Regions from separate parts of the Mus musculus genome. Here region 1 is linked to region 2. Evidence: chromatin contacts called from ENCODE Hi-C or POLR2A ChIA-PET data. All regions are on one chromosome and are shown on one strand. The core of a region is the stretch at or near the end of the contact, and the rest is flanking DNA. Distances in the headings are between cores, read along the strand shown. Region 1 holds the start of 2810442N19Rik (RIKEN cDNA 2810442N19 gene). Region 2 overlaps Dnm3 (dynamin 3).

Region 1 (2,731 bases), core at 221-2,720, 33 kb after region 2:
GCCGTGAAGGAGGAAGCTGTCGAGCCTTGAAGTCGAGGGGCTCAGAGTACATGGAAATTAAGCAACCCGTGTGACTAGCCTGGGAGTCATTCCCCTGCGGTCACACACGGAAACATCCTGACTTACCCTCTCCTCTCCTCGACAGCTCTCTAAAACTGTGGTGTTTTTAGCAGCCAAGTGTCATTTGGACAAGTGGTGAAATCACCTTGCGATTTGTGACATCAGCTGTGAGGCAAGCTCTCTGTTCTCCTAACTAGCCAGCCTTCCTTACAGAAAAAAATAAAAATCATACCCAGACAGTCTGGATTGTCAGGGAACTGTTTTTGTTTTTTGTTTTGTTTTTTTTTTCAACAACTAGATTTAAAAGTAAAAAAGAAAAACAAGCTATATTATAGCTCAAAAATATAATTGCTAAAGACAGAACAACTTTAAGCTGTTCTTACAATTCTTACAATCAAGGTATCTCATGAGGCAACCCTTGATATTAGAAATAAATTGGTGCTGAGACCTCCAAATGTAATTAATAATCTGCTGCAGGTTCAACATTAGTTGTCATAAAACTAAAATTTCAAACCACTGTTCTCTAAAGAAAAGTGTCCACTTTAATTAAATATACCTCCAAAGGTGCAATCTATTTACATGACGGTTCTTATTCCAGTATCCTGCTTCAATTCTTATGACAATGTACTAGTCCACTGAAAGGAAGCAATGGCGAATGTCAAAGGTTTTCTTTCACTCTTCAGGTCCTGTTTCCAATATGGTTTAAGTGAAAGTCAAATTATTTTGGGGATTTCCTCCTTGGGCCTAACTAAGGAAGTAGAGTCGACTTTACACAGGCATTTCCACTCGGCCACAGTTCAGATGCCTGGCGGTCTGTTTAGGCAAGGCCCACATACATTACCGGTGTCTCCTCGGGTCAGAACCTGTGAACTCTTTGGTGGTGTGTAGGCAGACTCACGTTTGCCTTTCTCTTTTCATTGGGTCTGAATCTTTCCCACATATCCTATGTGGCAGGAAAGTAAAAGCAAAAAGGGAAATTAGGAAAGATTCCCGTCATGCAAAACGCAAATAACACGAACGCAGACAGGAGACAGCTCCTCCTACCGTACACTGCAGTTAGCCAAGCAGCGGGTGACAGGCCTCCAGTTAAGCAAACACAACTGCTTCCTCCGTGTCTTGTGTCAAGAACAAGTAGCTCTGACATTGTTCCCTTTGGAGATCTTTAGTCGCTAAGCTCCGTCACTGCAGGACAAGCGCTTTTGCATCTCAGGGTGCCCAGTTCTGCCCTGGGGTTCACCTGATTGATAGAGGACAACAGCCAAGACAGAGGCCCTGGCCAGGGACAATGCGTAATTGATTCCGATTATTTTTCCTGTGGCCAGTCAGCAGTAAACTGTCACCAGCTGTAATCCACCGAGTGTCCCTATATACAAGCTGGTGTCAGCTCGGAGAAAAGCGGGGAAATGCTCTACCATGTGTAAATAGACATCCAGACTTGCAGACACACATAGGCTAGCTAGGGCTCAAGTTTCTTTCATTGCCCTTGCTGGGAGGAAAAAGCGATTTTCAAGAAGGCTTCATGCTCAGGCATTCCTGGTCAGAGGGGATATTTTTCCAAGGCCTCGGAGACTCACGGTGTATGAATTGCACCTCTTTCACAGCTAACTTTTATCTCAGCAGTAAACTCTTAAGAAGAGGCTGCTGGAGGCTTCTTTATTTCCCTCTTTTCCTTTCCCCCAACTCACCGGCTACTATGAGAGATTAAAAAGTGAGACTTAGAAAAAAACCTTACACGGCAGACAGGAAGTTTAAACTAAAACTTGTCAGTGGAGCGTCTTGCTCTGTGAATGTGCCTGGGACGCCTAACTGCAGCAGCGGAAGAAAGGAGGGAAGGAGTCAGCTGAGCGCGTGTTGGCTCTGCTGGCTCCTCATGCATTTATCGATGCTTAAACATAGAATTGTTAAGTGCCCGGCGCTGACATTCCTTAGCCTACCCATGCCAAACATACTGGATGCATTGTCTGGGGAAACCTCTGGATCTAAACACGTATTTACACCCTTTAGTTGCCAAATGGTTTCCATCTGGCTCACCAATGCTGTTGCCAGAAGGATATTCCACTTCTGGTCAGGCTAGAGTTGTCAGGGCCAGAGTGGGGGTTTCTGGGAAGGCTCTGAGCCTGAGAGACACTACATGTTTAATGACGCCACATTACTTGAGCATTTACATGTTTAGATCACATGGCAGCACTAGCCCAAAATAGAACTCCAACGCAGGGCAATGTCGAAAGCCATGAGGTATTCAGGGACTCTCTCCACACCACAGCTCCCTCATTCCTTGCATCTGGCTGCTCCTCAGGCTTCAGAGCCACATGATAGGCAAAACCACAAATACCAAATGCTCTAATTTATTTTTAAGCATTCCCACCAAGCACTGAGAAATATCCACTCTTTGTTTTTCAGTCAGAATAATCGGTTCCCATGAATCACATGAACCCATTCCATTCACAGGCCCTGGGGGCGGGGAGCAGGGGTCGGAGCATAATCAAAAGGGAAATTAGCCAACTTCTCCACGTCTCAGCATCAGGGGTAGCGTTGAGCCTCTTGATCCAATTGCCCACACAGGGAGTGATCTAAGCACCAGAAAATGAAACAAGGTATAATGGCTCTCCTCCCTGCTCTTACGGAAACCCCACGAATGCACAGGTCAACATGAGAGTCGCCAATAAGCAGC
Region 2 (2,748 bases), core at 133-2,632:
TTCCCCTGCCTAGGCCTCGTGAGTGCTGAGAGTAAAGGCGATTCCACTTTTTATCTGTTGCCTTTTCCCACCCCCTTACCCACCATCCATCCTGCTAAGGGGAGGATGTAGATAGGGTACCACTTGAATCAGGAGGCTACACTAAGTACCACATTCAGAGAGTCCTAGCAGAGGTGATTCATTTCTTCATTGGCACCAATCACAGAGAGAGAAGGGGACCCTCAGAAGTGAAAGTGGGACATTTCCTTGAGCCAGACCCGTGTCAGCCAGTGGCTCATATGAACAGCTCTGCCAGTTGTAAATTCTTGAACTCCAACGTTTGCATGAGTAGTTATTCGCTGCTCAGAGTCCCAGAGAGCCACACCCTGGGGCTGGCGCCTAACCACCATCCTAACTCTCTGCCGAGCCACTTTAAAAAGCATGTGAATACTACCCTGTTGGAGCTAGTGTTTCTGTCTCAGGACCGAGTTCCATGTACAATGTATTTCATTGAGCTCCCGTGCCACACTGCAGCATGTACCATGTTAAGGGGATAAATGTATGGATTGCAGAGTAAAAGGGCTAGTAAAGCAGGAAGCGGTCAAACTGTCAACTGCCACTTTAGAAGGAAGATACCAACTTTTAAAAATCTATTAACACAAAAGAAATGATTATTCCTGAATGAAATGTTTTAGGGGCCAGTGAGAAGGGGGGGAGGGGGAAAGAGCCAAGATGATTGTTTTGTTTTGTTTCATTTTGTTTCATTTGGTTTTGTTTGTTCACAGCTGGGGGAATGAGGAAATGCTTTTTGTAGTAAACTCTGGAAAAAGGAGCTTGACTGGCAAGACGCATTCAGCACGGTCCAAGCTATCTCACAGGATGTGACTGGGTTTAGCGTTGTAAGACAGCTCTGTAGTTTTATTCTGGCCAAATGTCTGTATGATTCTCAGGCAGTTCCCTCCCCTGTCACCTTCCAGCCTTGCTTCTAACAGGGAGTCTCTCTCACTTTGATTCACGGTTTCTCACAAGCAGCTCCAGACTGCCTTTATAAGATAACACAAGTCTTGGGAGTGAGAACGGAGTTGAACCATCTGCAGTTCTTTCTTTGCTATAAAAATAAATAAATAAATAAATAAATAAATAAATAAATAAATAAGAATTTCCACACTCATATCCTTGTTGGGTCCCTCATCCCAACCCAACCCCAACACATACTGCGGAAATGGTGAAAGAGACCCCAGACAGAGCAGTGGGGGTCGAACTCAGGGCGCATGATTCACTGCCTACTGCTTTCATCCACAGTCAATTTTCTAGACAAGCCTGGCCTCCTGTCACTCCCATTAATCACGGGGCCCAAGCAGAGTCCAGCAGGGTGCCCCTTGTACGGCTCAGACAGGGTCTGGGGCATCACAAGATTCCCATTAAAAGCGAGATAGGGGTCTTGACTTCTCATTCATTCCCACAATGCACTTCATCAGCATCCCGCTACACACTCCTCCTGTGAGCAACTGGCGCTGCTGGGTGTTGATGTTGGTTTTGGCTTGCTTCCTCCTAGAGCAGCCAGCCGTTGTGTAAGCAAGTCTGTCTGAATCGCTCTGGGGCTAACTGCCTTCTTAGAAGTCCTCCTGCTGCTCATTATTTAGCCAGCAAGCCATTACTATTATTAGCTTTGAATTCTTCCTTCTCCACTTTCTGTTCACTAAAATACTGAAGTGTGGACAATCATCGCCCAACCAATTGTTAAATGCCTCTCCCTGCCCCCCCCACCTTTTCTATTATTTGGGTTGACATTCAAAACAAGTACAAAACTCAGGAACTTTAAAGAGGGGTTTGGGATGGAGAGTCAGTAACTAGATTCCTTCTCGTGCTCTTTCAGTAACTTCTAGTGTACGTGCCATCTTCATTTTGTATGCACCATACAGTCTATTCAGAAAAATTTAAAGAGAAAATAAAAAAAGAACAGCATTAGGTAGTTCTTGGCAGTCAGTCAAAGACAGCATTGCAGGGAAGGTATTTAAGTCTTTTAAGTGAAGCTATTTGTATATCAGCAACTGCATTTTTCATGACCAGGGAGAGCTATTTGCACAGTCTTTCACGGAAATATTTCTAGACAGTTTCTGTGGCTTTCCTCCCTGAGCTCATGTATTTGCTTCTGCTTCAGAACAGGACAATTTAATGAGCAGTTTTACAGCCCAACCTGCACCCTGCACACTCTACGGGGCTACATGCCTGCCGCATATAACCTTTGCCCTATTTGCCATTAAAGAACAAGACTTTCCTATAACCAACTTTATACTATGATGGGGGTGGGGCACGCAACTGATACTTCAGTCCACCCTACAGCCCATAGACATCAATGTTTTAAAAACTTTATACTTAAAAAAAAATAGGGTACATATTAGCATTACCATAGTCAGCCCCCTTCTTTTGTAAGGTGTTTATGTCATCTTTCATCCTTTGACCTAGAGCAAAAGGACCACGTGCTTCAGAGCAAATAACTCATTTGGCCTCATTTCTAGTCCAGGGAGGCATGTTCAAAGATAAACCCCAAATTATTTCAGAAATAAAAACAACAACAAAAATAAAAAATAAGAGACATCATTTTCTGTCTCCAGTCTTACTAATGATTGTCAGCCCTGGAAAATCCTCTTTGTTTTCGTTTTAAGACATAGGGTTCTGCATATTCTCAAATGAAATAAGTATCTAATTGTAAACAAAAAAAATACCTAAATTTGCCTTATTTTCCCCATGGGTTCTGCTTTTGGTGTT

Evidence for each region. A loop is a pair of places that touch in the nucleus more often than their neighbours do. ChIA-PET counts read pairs that join two places held with the same protein, here RNA polymerase II (POLR2A).
Region 1: a loop to region 2 is called in a map of heart, with 2.7 times the contacts of the local background. The contact joins the promoter of 2810442N19Rik here to the enhancer-like site in region 2. A Hi-C loop is called at or near these places in 3 of 37 maps with a recorded cell type or tissue (all heart). POLR2A ChIA-PET finds 5 or more read pairs at or near these places in 1 of 5 experiments (Patski).

What each region holds. Positions count from the first base shown.
Region 1 is chr1:162,003,708-162,006,438 of GRCm38, reverse strand. 2810442N19Rik (RIKEN cDNA 2810442N19 gene) reads right to left here and starts at 1,470. Exons shown (of 3, transcript NR_040562.1): 1 at 1,105-1,470; 2 at 617-1,003. All of the region lies in intron 20 of Dnm3 (dynamin 3), which reads left to right.
Region 2 is chr1:162,036,823-162,039,570 of GRCm38, reverse strand. The region is part of intron 17 of Dnm3 (dynamin 3); the gene reads left to right. Among named protein-coding and RNA genes, the nearest start is that of 2810442N19Rik, 33 kb to the right of the region's middle. Within about 2 kb of position 1,382, at least 2 of the 3 ENCODE cell types and tissues checked have a DNase peak (open chromatin) inside an H3K27ac peak, as active enhancers do; they include heart, where a contact is called at or near this core.